Linked DNA regions of Homo sapiens: regions 1, 2 and 4 are each linked to region 3. A link is a contact called in ENCODE Hi-C or POLR2A ChIA-PET data. All regions are on one chromosome and are shown on one strand. Each heading gives the region's core, a stretch centred on a gene start or an enhancer-like site at or near the end of the contact. The rest is flanking DNA. Distances are from core to core; before and after follow the strand shown.

Evidence for each region. A loop is a pair of places that touch in the nucleus more often than their neighbours do. ChIA-PET counts read pairs that join two places held with the same protein, here RNA polymerase II (POLR2A). Pooled maps may share reads with other maps.
Region 1: a loop to region 3 is called in a map of sigmoid colon, with 5 times the contacts of the local background. The contact joins the promoter of HIF3A here to the promoter of DBP in region 3. A Hi-C loop is called at or near these places in 1 of 168 maps with a recorded cell type or tissue (sigmoid colon) and 1 of 50 pooled maps. POLR2A ChIA-PET finds 5 or more read pairs at or near these places in 1 of 52 experiments (activated T-cell).
Region 2: a loop to region 3 is called in a map of ascending aorta, with 4 times the contacts of the local background. The contact joins the promoter of IRF2BP1 here to the promoter of DBP in region 3. A Hi-C loop is called at or near these places in 1 of 168 maps with a recorded cell type or tissue (ascending aorta), 2 of 37 single-sample maps with no recorded cell type and 7 of 50 pooled maps.
Region 4: a loop to region 3 is called in a pooled map, with 8 times the contacts of the local background. The contact joins the promoter of CALM3 here to the promoter of DBP in region 3. A Hi-C loop is called at or near these places in 1 of 37 single-sample maps with no recorded cell type and 9 of 50 pooled maps. POLR2A ChIA-PET finds 5 or more read pairs at or near these places in 2 of 52 experiments (RWPE1 and activated B cell).

What each region holds. Positions count from the first base shown.
Region 1 is chr19:46,295,262-46,299,636 of GRCh38, forward strand. It overlaps HIF3A (hypoxia inducible factor 3 subunit alpha), which reads left to right and starts at 1,781. Exons shown (of 15, transcript NM_152795.4): 1 at 1,781-1,841. The coding sequence starts at 1,816.
Region 2 is chr19:45,883,607-45,887,839 of GRCh38, forward strand. IRF2BP1 (interferon regulatory factor 2 binding protein 1) reads right to left here and starts at 2,535. Exons shown (of 1, transcript NM_015649.3): 1 at 2-2,535. The coding sequence starts at 2,168. The coding sequence ends at 414. RefSeq lists enhancers at 1-500, 2,710-2,859, 3,010-3,249, 3,310-3,359 and silencers at 1,790-2,029, 2,070-2,549.
Region 3 is chr19:48,635,407-48,639,851 of GRCh38, forward strand. It overlaps DBP (D-box binding PAR bZIP transcription factor), which reads right to left and starts at 1,973. Exons shown (of 4, transcript NM_001352.5): 1 at 1,450-1,973; 2 at 174-584. The coding sequence starts at 1,588. It overlaps CA11 (carbonic anhydrase 11), which reads right to left. Exons shown (of 9, transcript NM_001217.5): 5 at 4,382-4,445; 6 at 4,143-4,215; 7 at 3,899-4,053; 8 at 3,482-3,647; 9 at 2,540-2,738. The coding sequence ends at 2,713. It also overlaps the pseudogene SEC1P. RefSeq lists silencers at 35-344, 465-524, 1,561-1,680, 1,911-2,020, 2,191-2,410 and an enhancer at 3,021-3,190.
Region 4 is chr19:46,598,828-46,602,983 of GRCh38, forward strand. CALM3 (calmodulin 3) reads left to right here and starts at 2,503. Exons shown (of 6, transcript NM_005184.4): 1 at 2,503-2,610. The coding sequence starts at 2,608. It also overlaps the pseudogene PPP5D1P. RefSeq lists enhancers at 1,768-2,267, 3,996-4,065 and a silencer at 2,398-2,537.

The DNA.
Region 1 (4,375 bases), core at 531-3,030, 2.3 Mb before region 3:
AAGTGCTGGGATTACAGTCGTGAGCCACCATGGCCGGCCCCCCTTTATAATTCAGACTGCTCCTTTTCTAACATCCCACCTGCCTCTACACTGAGGGTTGAAAGCTGATTTCTCTATCAAGATTCTTTTGGGTGCAAGTATCTAAAATCCATTCAAACGAATCTAAGCACAAAGCAAATAAGGCAATAGTGAATGAAGCAATATTTGACAAAAGCAACAGCAAAAAAAAAAAAAAAAAAAAAAAAAAGCCCATTGTGGGTTTCATTTGAAAAATCCAAGAATTAAACTGGAGTTCAGGTATGGCTGGATCCAGGCACTCAAGTGCTGGTGTCAAAACTGCCTTTCACAATCGTTCATTTCTGCACAATCTCTTTTGCACTGAACCTCATCTCATAAAGCCTCTCCTCTCTTTGTGGCAGTGTGAGCCCCATCTGCTCCATCTGCCCAGCAATTCCAGCAGACATAGAAAATCCTCTTTCCTAATGGTTTCAGCAAATGTCTCAGGGTTGATTCTCATTGGGCTAAATTAGGTAACATGCCTTCCCTGAACCAATCACTGTGGCCAGGGAAGCAGACTCAACTGATTAGCCAGGTTTGGATCCTATGTCCATCCCTGGAGCTGGTGAAGGCAGAGCAGTGGCCAAGCCCTATTCAAATTAAATAGATGAAGAGGACAGAGAAGTGGTTTCCCAAAAGAAAACAGAGTGGGGAACTGGCGTGAGCCGGGGAGCCGTGTGGATTCCTGGAGGAAGAGTGTGCTAAGCTGTGGGAACAGCAAGTGCAAAGGCCCTAAGGTGAGCAACTTGCCTGGCAAGTTCAAGGTTCAACAAGGCCACTTCTGCTGTAGTATCCTCTTCCCTGCCAACCAAATCCAGAATAGTGGTCCAACACACACACACACACACACACACACACACACTCTGTTCCTTATCCAACTGTAATGCTTTCACCCTTGCTTGGTACCTTTGTACTTCTCCCTTCATAGTCGACTAGTTAAAAAAAAATACATTTCTCGGCTCTTTTTTGAAGTAGGTGTGATTGAGTTAAAACATATTTACTTGACATAAGCTTAATTATTCATCAATGGGAACCTGAAAAGGGAGTCAGAGAGGCCAAGAGGTTAGGGTGGAGTAGAGGGGGTAGGGAAGGTAAGCTGGGGTGCAGAGGGTGCAGACTGGAGGAATGGGGGCGAAGTGGGGTATGGGACTGGGGTGGCAGGGAGGGGCTGGGGAGAGAGAGAGAAGGGTAGGTGCCAGAGGGCCAAGGATTGTGGAACTGGGGTGGGGTTGGGAGTTGGGGGGTGGGGAGGAGATGTGGGGTACTCTGTGAATACCTTAGAAGGGATAGAGAAGGCAGGGCTAGGGGTTTGGAAGGGGTGGGATTGGAGGTCAGAGGGGCTCAACTGGGGTTAGGAAATGGAAAGGTGAGAAGAGGTGGGGGTTAGAGGCTGGGGACTGGGGTCCAGAGAGCAGAGTGAACTGAGTGGGTTCAGAAGAGTACTGGCGTTGGCACTTCAGAGGCTGGACTAGAGAAGGCGCGTTCAGCCGACGGTGCGGGATACACTGCCGAGGAAGTCCGCGGCGAGGGGCGTGGTTGGGGGGTGTGTATTACACGGTATCCCCCCCTTGCCTTTCCAAGTCTTTCCCTCTGGTTCCGCCTCCTTTTCAGGAGTGACATACCGTTGCCCAATCAGAGCCTCAGGCCTGGCGTGGCACAGCCAACCGCGCGGCGTGGGGAGGAGCTGGGGAGGGGGCTCGCAAGGCCGGGGAGGGGGCTAGGGGCCTCCGAGGGCTCCGGAGCGGCGACTGGCGAGCCATGGCGCTGGGGCTGCAGCGCGCAAGGTACTGAAGTTCGGGGGCAGGAGTTCTGGGAATTGGGGGGCTCTCCTCCTGGAGACCCCTGAGCTGGATTGTTGGGGGGGGTGGGGTTCGCGGGTGCGAGCCAAGAACGCCCCGGGGCGCGCAGTTGGAGGCACATCCCCACCGCACTCTCCACCCTTAGGGACTGCAGGGGTGGGGGATTCCCTACGTCTCTGGCTGCCCCGCCCCTCTGGCCAAGAGCGGCTTCGGGGTTCCCGATTTCTCGCTACCCAAGGCTCATTTACCCTCCTGGTTGGGGGTGGAACTTGGGATTCCTGATAAATTAGGGGTGATTGCATTTGAGCAGTCCCCAGGCTTCTGCGGGAGATATTCGCCCTCCACATATTGATCCCTCTGGCCTCTGAACCCCCCAAAATTGAGGGTATTCTTTGCCACCAGGTGCCTGGGATCCTAGGTGATATGGGATACCCCTAAATGGAGCCTTCCCACATATAGGGAGTCCCTTGGAATGGCATTCAGCTCCTGAGTTCAAGAGAGGAGAGATCTCCTCTAATAGTATGCTTCCTGACACAGTCTCCTAAACATTGGGTTTCCCTAGAAATGGGCAGAGGGGAGCCCCTTTCAGAAGCCGTCTGGGACCCTTCCCAAGAGACTTTTTGTATCCTTTCAAAAGCCAGAGTCACCCCCTTAAATAACAGGGAAACAAGCTGGACCCACTTCCCAAAGTCCAGCCCCTCATCTCACCCCTGCACCCCCATCCTGAGAGACAGGGGAGCCTCATCCAAGCTTTATTTTGGGGAGACTCCATGGCAGGGTGCTGTGAGCCTGCAGGCTGTGATGGGAACGCCCCCTGCCGCAGTACTCAGATGGGGTCATCCCGGGCAGAGGGTGGGTTTCTGGGTTCACTTGCCCAGCAGGTGCAGCTCTGCTGGAACACAGGGGAACCTGTGCCCTGGGGCCGCTGCCGGGGGGTTTTATCTGGCCATGTTCCCATGGGACCCTGGAAAATGTTCTAGGTCCTCAGCTTTCCCTGTCCAATGTGAGGCACCCAGTAAGCCTCACCCCCTTCCCTCCTCCCTGGCTTCTCAGGCCTGATTGGATCCATGCACACCCCATGTTTCTAACCGCCCCCATCCTCTCCCCTGTCCCCTACTCTATTCCAGGCCCTGGCTCTGGGCCTAACAAGGAACTCTATCCCACCCCTTTTGGGCCAGCTGTCGTTCCGCCCCTCTCAGCGCCCCCTCCTGGCTGGGTGGGGGCCCCTCTTGGCTGAGCTCGGGTGCCCCCCCTCCCCACCCAAGGCCGGCCCTTTCCTGTGGAGTCATCTCACCGCCGTGCGCACCCACTCGTAACTCGCACCCGGGTCCTGGCTGCACCGCATCCCCTCCTGCACCCCCTGGATGGCCCTTCAGCCAACGGGGGCCTGGGCGATGGTGAGTGGGCCCCCAACACCTCCTTTCCCCCTTCCCTTCCTCTAGCTGGGGCTGGCTGCCATCCCACTGTGGCCAAGGATGCTCTTGGGAAGTCCCTGGTGGGTACGGCTTGCAGCCCAGAGTGCCCAGTGAGGTAGTATTCCCGGAGAAGATAGGATTTTGGGGACCAGCACCCTACCAGATTACCATGTCCTTGAGAACAGGCAGAGTCGGGGGGCAGAGAGACTCCCCCAGACCCCCATGCCAAGTCCCTTTGCAAACCCAAACCCTGCCTCTGGTCTCTCAGGACACCTCTCTGCAATGCCAAAAGGCATCCTTGCCCAGCTACAACCTAAACCCCCACCCACCAAATCCTCTGTGCTTTTCGTAAGACGCCCCCCCCCAATACCCAGCTGGGTGTCAGAATAGAAAAGCCCAGAAGTAGCCCTGAATGTGGGCAGGGACTGCCTGCTTTTATTATGCCTTCCTCATGGGTGGCAAATTCTTCAGGGCAGGGAAGAGGTGAACTTCTCTCCTTCCTGGTTGGAGGGGGGCACTGGGCCCCAACCCCCATTCTCAGGCCTCACCCTGAGCCCGCCAGGCCCTGGCCCCACCCCCTGTTCTTGGCTGGAACACGGAGGAAGGGTGGCAGGGTTCCAGCTGCACGTCCCAAGCTGGGCAGAGTGCCAGGGGGCTGGACCAGGGCTGGGCATGGGGCCAGCTGGGGCGATCTGGAGGCAGCAGGGGTGTGACGGGGGAAGGGACCGAGGCTGCTAGGCAAAAGAGGGGTGGGGCAGGGGCCTCTTGGGTGGGGGCCACACCTGCCAAGAGCACAGGGCCCAAAGACAGGGTTCAAATCCCATCTCACCCACTTCCTGGTGGTGTGGAATTGTGTCAGTGACTGCCGCTCTGAGCCTCACTTTCAGATCCTGGAAATACGGGCAGGCCGGGTGCGGTGGCTCAGGCCTGTTATTCCAGCACTTTGGGAGGCTGAGGTGGGCGGATTGCTTGAGTTCAAGACCAGCCTGGGCAACATGGCAAAATCTCATCTATACTAGAAGTAAGCAAATTAGCCAGGCATGGTGGTGAGTGTCTGTAGTCCCAGCTACTCAGGAGGCTGAGGTGGGAGGATGGCTTGAGCCT
Region 2 (4,233 bases), core at 1,285-3,784, 2.8 Mb before region 3:
GGAAAAAAAAAACCCATCTTTCGGTTTATTGAAGGAGCAGAAGGGAGCGGGGGGTGGGGGGGTGGGAATTAAATGCTTTTGCCTCGTTTATAAAGAGCGAGTTTTCAGGAGGTCCCTTCTCAAGGAGGAGGGGGGCACCTCTCCCCCAACTACAAGCAGCAGCAAAGCCAAGCCAAGGAGGACAGAGGGAAACTGGAGGGGCCAAGGGACCCCAAACACCCCCTCGGACAGGAGCCACAAGCTTTCTCCCCCCACCCACAATGCATCTACCCCAGGGGACCCATCTGGGTGGAAGAAGGGAGTATGTACACAGATAGAGGTGGCACTGGGCTGGGTCGGGGAGGGAATAATTTATCCGCGGCAGCGGTGGGTGGCAAAGGGGCAGAGGGCAGTAGCCTGGAGGCAGTGGTAGCCTAGGGGTCCCGTTCTTTCTTAACTTTGATGTCTCCAGCAAGGATGGTGGCGATCTCGCCCTGCATGAAGGCCCAGGGCACGGAGGAGCCGACCAGCGGGCACTTGTCTCCGCTCGGGCAGTACACCTCCCCGGCCGGGCCCTGCGCCTTGATGAACTCCCGGGAGCAGGGAAAGCAGAACTTGTGTCCGGGCACCGAGGGGCACTGGACGAAGTGGGTGTCTTCTAGCCGCTCCCTGCACAGGGTACAGCACAGGGGGGCCCCAGGGGTCGCCCCAGTGCCGCTGCCACCCCCGCTGACAGCTTCGGCCCCCGCTGTGGGACTGACTTCTGCTTCGCCGTTGCGGGCCACAAGGCGATGCTGGGTTGGCGGCTGGGCCGTGGAGGAGGCTGCAGGGCTGGCGCCCCCTGCACGCACAGGCCCCCCGCCTCCGCCAGGGTCCTTGGGTGAGTGGCCCAGGGCTTCGGCCACATTCTTCAGGGCGGCAATGGGCGAGGGCACACCAGGGGTCTCAGCGGAGTACGGGCCGCCGGGTGCCACCCAGTGCCGTTGCTGCTGCTCCTCGGTGGTCATCTTCCCAGCCGCCTCGCCCTCCGGCTCGGGGGATGCCTTGCGACGGCGCGGCGTGGGCGCCAGGTTCCGGGATGGGGCTCGCGGGGGTGGGCCACAGAGAGCCGCAGGGGCCGGCTCTGGGTACTGCTGGGGCAGGGCCTCCGCGGGAGCTGGCTCGCGGAAGCTGCGGACGCCGTCGGTAAGCAGCTCGCCCAGCTGCCGCCATTCTCCTGATCCATGCCGGCGTTCATATTCGAGGTACTTGAAGCCCGAAGAAGCCAGTGCCTTGCCCGGCTCCCGCAGAGCATCGTGGAACATCTGGCGAGCCACTGCCAGGACGCCGGCGTACACATTGCCGGAACCACAGGGGTATTCGGTGAAGAGCTTCAGCTCGAACTCGTATCCTGGAGGACGGGCAGTAGCATCGAAGGCGAACACTCGCCCCACCAGCCCGTGATCCTTCTTGAAGCGCACATTGAACGGGGCGCAGGCGGACAGCGCCAGTAGCTGTTCCCGCACTGCTTTGGGGCGCCCGTGCCATTCCTCTGCCCGGCCTCGCATGGCCTCGTTCAGTTCTGCCAGACAGTCCGCATTCCTCTGCTGCTTCTCTTTCTCGAAATCGGAGCCGAAGAGGGGACGGGCAGGACTCAAGCCGGGTGCCAGCGTCAGGCCTCGGCTTCCCAGGCCAGACACTGCAGCTGCCAGCAGCCCAGGGGGCATCAAGCCAGGCATGGAGCCAAGCAAGGCCCTTCGCGCCCCCTCAGCCACGGCCTCCTCACGGCCCAGCCCATTGGCCAGGCGGGACCCCAGAGTGTACTCCAGGGCGGGCGAGGGCAGGGGGAGGCGGCCTGATGATGTGGCCCTGTCATAGCGGTCCTGGCCCGACACGCCGCCGCCGGTCCCTGACGGCTGGGGCTGGGCCTGCGGGGGCGGCAGCTGGGGCCCCTGTGCGGCTGCCGCCGCCAGGTCCTTGGTGGCCGGGTGCTTAAGGGCCGGGGGCCCGGGCGAGCGGCCCTCGGGGAGCACGTGGCTGCGCTTGAGCTGGCGGGCGGCATCGATGAGCAGTTCGATGCGGTCCGCGCCCTCGAAGTTCACGCAGCCGCGACACACGGCCTCGCTGAAGTCCCACACCATGGCCCACGGCATCTTGGGCAGGTCGCACAGGTAGCACCACTGGCGGCGGGACGCCTGCACAGACGCCATGGCCCCAGTCCGCGCGCCGCCCAGCTCCCGCGTTCCACCGGCCGCCGACGTGCGATCCGCGCCGCCAACGTTCGATCCGCGTCCCGGGGACAGCGCGAGCCACGGTCCGGCCTCCGGCTCGGCCTCCCCGCCGGATCCAGGCCCGGCCCCCCTTCCCCGCCCCCTGGGCCCTAAGCCTTTCTGCTCACTCCCGCCTCCCTCGCGAAGGCAGGCTGAGGCACGTCGGCGCCCCCGCCCGGTCCGGGCTCCGAGCCGAGGCGCACAGCTCGGGCCCCACGATGGGCCGCGAGCGCCGCCGCCTCGGGCTCCCGCCGCTCTCGCCGCCGCCGCTGCAACGGCCGCCGCCGCCTCCACCTCCTTCTTCTGCCCCAGAGGCCGCTTCGCAGGGAAAGTTACATAACACGCCTGCAAAGCCTTCTGGGAAACGTAGTCCCGCCGGGGCCGGCTCTTAAAGGGAACGGCGGGCAGACGCGGGCTGGGGGGGTTGTCGCCTCTGCCGGCGCAAACCTTACAACCTTCTCCGTGGGGCCGGAGTTCAGCGCGCCGCAAGATGCTGGGACACAAAGGTGGTAGGCGAGGATGCAATACAAATGATCAGAGCTACTCCGGATTCAGAAATTGTGGGGGTGGGTGGACAGGCTTCCGGGCTTCCAACTTCTGCTCGGATTTGCTGTGCAGCTTTAGGCAAAATGTCTTGCCCTCTCTGAACCTCAGTTTCCCCGCCCAGCAAAGGTGGGCCAATGACGGATTAGGAAAGTAGCAGCTTCTGGGGCGGGGCGGAGAAGCCCTGATTGGCTTCAGAGCAGGGACGGGAAGCTGGCAACTAGGTGGGGGTGGGGGTGGCCACCTGGCACTTCGTCCTCCCCCCGGAATCCTAGATATATGCTTCTGGGGCCCGCCACAGCCAGAGAAGGGAGAGGACTAAGGGCTTCCGAGCCAGAGCCTTGTCTCAGTTGTTTCTCTGCTAAAAGAGTGGGGCGACTGGCCGCCCTCTAACCCTGTCCCAGCTCTGCCCGCGCGCTCTGGTCTCTAAAGGGTTACACCATCGGGGGCTCGGCGTCCCCCACCCGCTTCACTACAATTCCCAAAATGCACTGCGGGTCGGACATAGTGACGCACTTCCGCCCTCTGGGAGGTTTGGGGAGGCCTTCCAGATTCACGCTACTTTCCCGGCTACCCCCCGCCCCCCCACTTTTCTGGGGGCTCTTTACGTGCATTCGGAGCGTGGCGTTTGGGGGACCCTTATCTTCTGTTGCTCCCCAGTTTGAGGGAAGAGTAAGGGGTTAAGAAGTGACGGGCAAGAGGAGGGAGTTGCTGGGGAAGGGCAAACACCAGACCAACCTTTCCCCAACCTTGAGCGCTCACTACCTGGAAGGCCCAATCAGGCTGTGAGGACCCTTCTTCTTTCCCAGGCATTGGGAACTGGACGAGGCTGTCTTTGGGGAAGGGCGGAGGCGGGTCTCCAGGTTCCAACCCACAACAGCCCCTTTCTCTAGGCCTGGGTCCGTGTTAGGTGCTCAAAAATATTTGAATGACGTACCAGTTGGCCCTGGTTTTGTCTAGTGAGGGGCTGCTTGTCCCTTCTCCTCCCGTCCCACTGGAACCGCAGCAGCTCTGATTCTGTTACCCAGACCTCACAATTTTAAAATGGTTTCACAATTTTGTCTACTACCTGTATTTGAACACTTTTCTCCCTTAAAAAAAAGATTTATCAGGCTGAAGTGGGAGGATTGCTTGAGCCTGGAGATAACAGGCTACAGTGAACCATGATTGCGTCACTGCACTCCAGCCTGGGCAACAGAGCAAGATCCTGTCTCAAAAAAATAAATAAAAATAAAAAGATTTATCTATTTTTGCCTCATCCTAGGTAATACGTTCACAATCATGGGTTTCATGTACTGTGGTTACCTTAAAAAAAATTAGTGAAAACTATCGACTCATTCAAGAGGACATTAATATGTCACTTAAAGTTGCCTTTGGGCTATTATTTACGAAACACTAATGGGAGTTAAGGCTTCTGGCCAGATTCAGCCTTCAGGTGGACTGGATTGGCCTCTGACCAGCT
Region 3 (4,445 bases), core at 723-3,222:
GACCCATTAAGAGACACCGAATCTGGCCCCCTCCCACGACACCTCTCGACAACTGGACACAGAATTCGAGGCCGCAGCCAGGTCCCACGGTCCCAGCCCCCAGCGTCGCACAGCCCCGCCCCCTGAGTCCAAGCCCCGCCCCGTCAGGACCCGCCCCGCCCCCTTCGCCGCACCTGCGCGGTGGCCGCTGGCGGTCCCGAGGGCAGCCCGGGCGGGGGCGTGCCCAGGAGAGGAGCGGGGGGAAGCCGAGCCGCACGAACCCGGCCCTGGGGAGGGTGCGGGCGTCCGCGCGGGCGACGGCTCCGGCGACGGGCCACCGGGGGGCGGCGGGCTGGGCGGGAGCCCGTGCTCCAGCAGGAAGGCGTCCAGGTCTACGTACTCCACATCGCCGAACGGCAGCGTGCGCTCCCACAGCAGTGGCGCCAACAGACCCGGGGCGGGCACCGGCCCCGGGCGCCCCCGCGGGGACCCTCCGCCCACCACTGCCCCAGCCGGGGCATCCGCCGGGCCCGCAGTCTCCAGGCCTGGCCCAGGGGTTGTGGCTGCAGGCAGGGCCGCCTTGCGCTCCTTTTCCTTCAGGAGACCTGCGGGCCGGGAAAGACGGGTTGGGATGAGGGTGAGGTGGGGGAGATAGAGATGGAGAAGAGACCCCGAGTCCGAGAGGCACAGGGCGGAGATCCAGAGAAAGAGGGGACGGGGGGTCGGAGAGGAGAGACGGGAGAAAAAGGGACGGAGACGCAGAGTGGGAGAGAGACCCAGAAAGAATGGAGACGGGGGTGGCAGAGACAGGTGGACAGATTCACAGAGATGGGGACAGAATGCCGGGAAGGAATAGACACACAGAAAGACAGCGAACCAGAGAAAGAGAGACGGAAGTTCAGGAATAGGGGGGCAGGGACAGGGTAGGTGGAGGGTTGGGCAGGTGAGAGAAAAAATGACAGCTCTGTAATTTCACTGTAATTACCCAACCCCCATCCCCTGCGCGCTGTACCCCCTTCCCCTCCCCCACCATCTGTAAGGGGCAGGAAGGGGCTCTATTCCTGGGGCACATCCCTCATCCCTAGACTCCATGTGACCCCATGACGCCCCGCCCAAGCCCGTGTCACCACCGTGTGAGCACCCGACACACCCCCTCCCTGGGACCCCAGGGGTCCAGACTCCCGGACCAAAAGGAAGAGGAGGCTGGGGCCTACACTCTTGTGAACTAAGCGGGGAGGACGTTGGGGACGTTGGTGCCTGGGTCCTTAGGGTGGACGGGCTTCAGAGCCGGCGCTTTTGGGTCCTGGGCGCTAAGGGATCTAGGGGCCTAAACACCTGAGTAATTGAGTAGATTAAGGTTGGGAAGATGGACTCCCCGCACGCAGGTTTCTATGGGACCCCACCCCACGGCACCTGAGTCCCTAAGGGGGTAGGGTGTCCGAAGTGGGTGAGATGGGGGTTAGAACTCACAGCTGGCCGGCTCTTTGGGCTTGCTGGTCCCCTGCAGAAGGCTCCGCAACCCAAGCAGCGCTCCCCCGCCAGGGGGTGTCCCGGCCGGGCCGCCCAGCAGCAGAGGGGCCGGGGTCCTGTCGCTCACAGGCCGCGCCATCGCCTGGCACCTGCCCCCAGGCTCACGGGTTCATGGAGAGGCGAAGGGCTGGCCTGCCAGTCACCAGCACACTCCAGTGGTTTGGACGAGTGTCTGCCCAGGGGCGGGCGAGTGTAGCCTGCAACCCTCCAGTATCCAGAACGCTGCAAATCCTAGGAGCGACGGGGATTTGAGGTCCTCGGTGCAGAAACGTGCAACTCAAGAGGGTCCCGGGAGATCATGCAATCTGGGCGAGGGGGTGTCCAGATCAAGCGGTCGGCTCTTTGCAACCGAGGGTGAGAGGGGACTCAAGGCGCTCCTTCTACAAGGTGGGCGAGCCTGGCTCTTGCAAAATCTGCAGCTCTCGCAACGGAAGGCGCTTTGCAATCTGCACCGAGAGGTGTGCGCGGAGGGGCGGAGGAGGGGGCAGGAGGAGGCGGCCGCCTTGAGGCGTGGCCAAAGCAAACTTCTTTCGCGGAAAAAAAAATCCAAACCAAAACACCCGACGCCACAGCGCGCGCCCCTCCTCCGGGTCCCCGCCCGGCGCGTCCAGCCCCGCCAGCCTCTATGGGCATGCAACCCAGCCGCGTGCCTCCCTCCGGCTGCAAACACGGACCAATCGTCTCCGACACCTTGAGACGCACAGCCAATGGGGCCTCTGGGTCCGCCAGGGCCCAGGAGGGCGCGTGAGGGGCTCAGCGCGTGAAGTTGCCTTGCCTTTCGGTGGGAGGCGGGACACTGACCTACATTTGCCCAATGGGAGGCGGTACTGGGGGGCGGGACCGTGACCCAGTTTGGGCCAATGAGGCAGGCGGGAGGGGGAAGCACATGGCTCTGCTCGTGCTGCCTGATGGCGAGGGGGGTGATGGGGGGAAAAGGGGCGCCGCTTAAAGGGGCCGCGGTCCTAAAGATGGTTTTGAGAAGCAGGAAGCCAAAATACCGAGAGCGGAGGTTTAGAAAGAGGAAGATTGGTTTCCGGAAGAAGTCTGTTCTTTAATACCCAAATGTTTCCCCACCGCGCCTAGAATCAGACCACTGAGAAAACAGGAAGTATTCTGTCCCTTTAATAGCTTTGTTTTAGGGGTAACTCCCCTCGCCTTGTGGGGAGGCTTAGGACGGGCGGGTGCAATCCTCGAAGGGGAGTCTCAGCGACCATGGGGGACACCATCCACTGTAAGACAGAGAACAACGGCAGGGGGCGTCAGTATAGGATGGAAGGGGCGGGGGGTGTGCAGGGGGCGTGGGCTGCGCCGCGCTGGGCCCTACCGTCGGAAGTCTGCGAGCGGGGAACCAGAATGTACTAGGTCGAGAAGCACTGGGCTGAACCACAAGAAGCCAATAGGAGGGGGGAATCGGGACGTCCAGATTCAGCAGTAGGCTGAACTACTTGAAGGTCTTCATGGGGGGGGGGGGGTGTGGACTGTACCATGTTGCGAAGCCGGGGGTGTGTGAGATTCCTGGGCTAAACCACAGGGAGGCAGAGGTGGAGGGAAGGGGTTGTACCTTGTAGATTCTCAGTAAGGGGGAAGGGAGCATCAGATTGTGGAACAGCGTAAGGTAGTACGACTTGGAAAGGGAGAGAGGATCCAAATTGTACCATTTTGGAAATTCACAGTAATAGGAAGCACAGAACAGTAGGTAATTGGACCATAGGAAGGCAGGGGTCAAGGGTTATAGACCAAGTTACAAAGCAGTGAAGAGGAAAGACAAATCGTGGGCTAGCAATGGCCTAGGGCTGGCAGGTGGACTGTACCACATAGACATGTAGGGAAAGAGAGAAAAAGAGACAGCTCACGAGGCTAGACCATATAGACGCAGGAAGGAGGATGGGACTGAATCACACTGAGACACCAAGGGGAGACACATATAAGAGGGTTAGCCCAAGACTTAGAGGGGGTGCAGACTGGACCATACCATGCAGGCGGTAGTTGGGGCCTCGGCAGCGCCTCTCGGGGTGCCGGGGGTCCCTGTTGCCCCTCAGTGCCCTGTGGGCCAAGGGCTGCAGGGGCCGGCTGTTACCGCTGAGGCTCTGGAAGATCTGAGATGGAGGATTCTGGCTCAGGAGTCTCAGGGAGTGCATCTGCAGTGGAAGGAGGGTGGGAAACTGGGAGTGAATAGTGAATGGTCTTGGTGACGTCACGCAGGAAACCCCGCCCCTGGGAGCAGGTGGGCGGGGTCTGTTCTCAGCCCCACCCACCCCCAAGGTGGTCTGACCCTCTTACCTACTTGAGTTCAGTCTATGAGGAGAGGGAGGGCAGGTGAGCAAGGGGATGCCCAGGCCAGTGAGTGGAGTACCCAGGCCTAGGAAGGGCGGTGCGGACAGAGGGTCACCTGAAGGGAGGTGATATTGAGGGCCCGGTCAATGAGGATCCAGGTGACAGTCTCGGAGCAGGGCGGGGTGCTGAGAGAGCCCTGATAGGTGATGAAGCCGAAGGATTCAGGGAACAGGAGCTCCAGGCTCAGGTCTTGAAGAAAGTAGGCATCATCTGCGGGAATATCAGGCCAGAGTAAAGAGGGATGGCACTCTTGAACCCCCTCGTGTGTGACCACTGCCCCCAGCACGCCAGGGACTTACTCTTGTAGGAGATGCGAGTGATGGTGTCGCGGTTAAGGAGGCGACTGAGGAATGGGTTAGAGGTACTGGCAACCTGTGTGGGGGTACGAGGTGAGGACACAGGAGCCCAGAAGTCCAAGCCCTCAACCTTCTCCTCCCCCAGGACCCAGGAGTCTGGGCCTCCCAGCACCCCGCTTCCCTCAGACCCCGGGTTCCAGGCACCCAACTGCTCCCTCCCTCTGAATCTCGCCTCCGCTCACGTTGACAAAGAGGCTGAGAATGGCCAGGCCATTGGGGCCGCGGGAGGCAGCGCTGAAATTCCCG
Region 4 (4,156 bases), core at 1,253-3,752, 2.0 Mb before region 3:
ATAAATTTCTGCGTTGCTTTTCTATGTCGTCTTGGAATTCACTGAGTTTCCTTAAAAATGCCATTTTGAATTCTTAGAAAGCTCACATATTACTGTCTTGTTAGGTTTAGTCACTGGTCCCTTACTTGGTCCATTTGGGGAGCTCATGGTTCCCTGTTTGCTTTGGTTTGTTGTTAATGTACATCTATGCCTTTGCACTGAAGGATTAGTCACTTATTCCAGCCTTCTCCGTCTGGCTTGTTTTGGCTTTTACTGGCTCCATTTGCTTACAGATTCTTCGTAATTGACCTGTTGGTTTCTTTTTTTCTGCTAGGTTGCTGCCTCCTTTTTAGCACTCAGTGGCACCTTAAAACCAGGTTTGCCTTGGCTCTATTAAAGATCAGAGCGTCTCCCATCCCGAATGGGGGAGGTCCCAAAGGGGATATCCCAGTAGCATAGGAAAGCTGGCTAGGGGTTCATTCCCAGGGGAGCTATGGAAGAAACCTCCCACAGCATGGTGCTAACGAACAGCCACTCTGATTTGGCATCTCCTTTGGCCAAGTTATAGAGTAGAGAGAGTTTCCAGGGCTGGGGATGGTAGTCCCACCTCCCCACTTTGTCTGTGGCTATTCTCAGAGGATATTTCTCCCTTGAGGCACTCCTGATGGTTGTATTCTTGTGATTACAGCACTTTGGGAGGCCAAGGCAGGCGGATCACTTGAGCTCAAGAGTTTGAGACCAGCCTGGCCAACATGGTGAAACCCTGTCTTTACTAAAAATACAAAAATTAGCCAAGTGTAGTGGTGGGTGCCTGTAGTCCCAACTACTTGGGAGGCTGAGGCAGGAGAATCGCTTAAACCTGGGAGGCGGAGGTTGTAGTGAGCCAAGATCATGCCACTGCACTCTAGCCTATGTGACAGAGCAAGACTCCGTCTCAAAAAAAATACAGATCTTGTGTGAACTAACAGAATAAGAACTCACTTGTTACCGTGAGGACAGCACCAAGTCATTCATGAGGGATCCACCCCTATGACCCAAACACCTCCCACCAGGCCCCACCTCCAACATTGGTGATCACATTTTAACATGAGATTTGAGACTGAGTAACAAGTGTTAGGATTAAAGGCATGAGCCACCGCGCCCGGCCATCTTCTTTACCTCTCCACTGTGTCAGTTTTATTTTTCTCTTCTTCTCTAGACACTTTGTTCCTCAAGATAGGGGGCAGAGTGGGAAAATGACCATAGTCAGAATCTATGGGAAGGACCCACCCAAAAGGAAAAGGCTTCTTGTGCCCAGGCTGCAGATCCAAACCCCAGGGAAGGACTCTCATTGGTTCAGTCTCCATTCTGTTCCAGGTGGAGCATAATGATTGGTCCAGCCTGACTCGTTTGCCCATCTCTTAACCATCAACATGGTGGGGAGGGGACACGCAGGAGACTGTCAGCTCCTATCCTAAACGGGGGAGGGGGCAGGGGTGATCATTTTCTGAGCTCCTATAAACAAAGTTTCAGTTCTTTTTCCTCCTATGGCTGGAACACTGGAATAAGGAAAGAGGTCGTCTGTCTGGAGAGGCTGGTTGGGGAGTATGGTCTCCCCAGCCCAGCCAAGCTCAGGTCCCTGCATACAGCAGGCGCCTAATTGATGCTTATAGCACGAATGACTGAATGAATACCCCGTTCCCACAGGCTGTCCTGGGATGGTCCTAATTTCACAGACCCTGAGCGGATCAAGAATGAAGCGGGCCCAGGGGTCCCGCCCACCGGCTGAGTGCGTCTTAGGACGCAGAGACAAGACCACGGAGGGCGGAACCTCTGAGCGTTAGGTGGCACCTTGGAGACCCCGCCACCTCCAAAGGCCCAGTTAGGGGCGGAGCTTCTAAACCCTAGCATTTTGGATTGAACCATCGTCCGTCGGTTAAAGGGGAGAGCCGAGAAAGCCCTTCTGCATTTGTCGCCAGCCTTTTTACCACCTCCTGGCCACAGAAACGACGTATTTGCTTCTCTAACGGCGACGCCGTTTCCCCCTTCGCCTCGTTACTCCTCAAAGCCCCACGCGGCCACAGAGTTCAGACTTACCCACCACCACCTTGCAGTGGCTCGCCCCAGTTTGACGCATTGCAGGGAAGGTCGGACCAATGGGCGCCAAGCTCTCATTTCCGCCATGGGCCAGGCCCAATAGTGACGCGGCTCACAGAGGGACGCGTCACGCACCGCCGAGCTGTGCCCCTCCGCCGAAGAAAGTGAAGTGGGCCCGGGAGGCGGGGCGCGCGGCGAGGGAAAGTAGTCCGGCGACGGGAGCGAGCGCGCGCGCGCCCGGCGGCAAACCCAATTCCTGTGCAGGGTGGGGACGAGAGATTCGCGGGCCCGTAGGTGTGGAGCGGGGCGCGGAGGGATCCGTGGGAGCCGCAGTGCGGCGGCGCGCGGGCCGGGTGGGGCGGGGCCGAGCGAGGCGGGGCGCGCGCGGCGGCCGTTGAGGGACCGTTGGGGCGGGAGGCGGCGGCGGCGGCGGCGCGCGCTGCGGGCAGTGAGTGTGGAGGCGCGGACGCGCGGCGGAGCTGGAACTGCTGCAGCTGCTGCCGCCGCCGGAGGAACCTTGATCCCCGTGCTCCGGACACCCCGGGCCTCGCCATGGTGAGTGAGGCTGGGGGGTCGCCGAGGCTGCGGGCTCTGAGGCGGGCTTAACGGGGCAGGACCCCTGAGGGGGCGACAGAGCCCAGAGTGGGGGGCGTCCGGGCCCGGCGAGAGCCTCGGGACCCTTTTCTACCCGCGTTGTCGGGGGCTGTTGAACCCAGAGCGGGACGTCTGGATCACCAGAGGTTTCCAGAAGCGACTTTAGCACCAAATGGGATGTTTAAGTCCACAAATGGGTATCTGAGCCCCTAAAGGGGACATTTGAACCCCGGATGGAGGATCGGGACCCTCAGTGGGACCCCTCAAAAGGATTTTGGACCCAGGATGGGGCGTTGGGTTTCAGGATGGAGGTGTTTGGACCCCAGGGGACGAAATAAGAAAGATGGGCTGGGGAGGGGAGCTATTCGGGCCCTGATGAAGGCGTTTGGTCCTGAGAGGATGCGGGGAACGGGGGACGAAGGGAGGCTGGGCTGCTCCTGGATGGGGTGGTGGAGGGTAGCTGGGCCCGGGCGGGGAGGGGCGACCCCTGGGCTCCTGTGGAGCAGAGGAGAGGGTCAAGGATGGGCGGTCACTTCTACAGATGAGACTCCCGAGGGTGGGGGAGGGTGGGGGAGGGTGGTCTCCAGAGCCCAGCACTGCAGAGGAGGAGGAGGGTGAGGTGCAAGCTTATGGGAGGAAGAGCCTGGGGTGGGTGGCAGCGGAGATTAGAAGATACTCTTGAAGGCTTCCGGGACGGAGAAGGATCAGGGTCGTGGAGGTGGTGAAAAGGGATGGTGAGAGTGGGGCTCGCCAGTAGTCGGGGGACAGGGACCCTTGGGGTTAATTTGGAAGTAGCTAGAAAAGGTTCCGAGGTTACTAGTGGGTTAAGACTGTTGCTCTAGAAAGACAGAATTTTTTTAACGGGGTGGGAGTGTTGTGTTTGGGTCCAAGAGAAGATGGATTTCCAAGGTGAGGGGTGGGGGAGGACTTGGGCTTGGGTGGTTGGGAGGTGAGGTGGAAGGAGAAAATGAATGGCAGTCAGGGGGGCCTAGGTTTGGGGGTGGATGTGGGTAGCACCCTGCCAGTCTCCAGGGACAGGCCAGGACAAAGACGGCTCAGTGTGGATGGGGAGTGGGCTGCAGGGCCCGGAGGAAGCTTTTCTACCGTCCTCCTTCCTCAGGAAGAACGCGGCTGGGTGGAAGACACCGGGGCAGTGGGAGCAGGTGGGCGGAGCTGTTCGGGCCCCTATTGCGCACTGAAGCCTCATGAAATGGGGATGGGAGATCAAAGTTTGGGGTGCCTCGAATGAGCCAGCTTTTTCAAGCCTAGAAGCCTCACTCTGTCGCTGCCCTTTTCAGGCCAAGAGCACTGCCTTTTCCCAGCAGGAGCGCCGGTTTTCTCATGATCCCCAGCCCCACGCACCATGCTGCACCTCGTCACTTGTGCCAAATGACAGTGCAGTACAGTGTGGCGTCAGTGACAATCAGATGCCTATTCCCGTGCCCTCGGGGTGGGGGCTGCAGAGCTTGATCAGAGAGTGCCTCTGGGGAGACCCCTTGATCGGCCT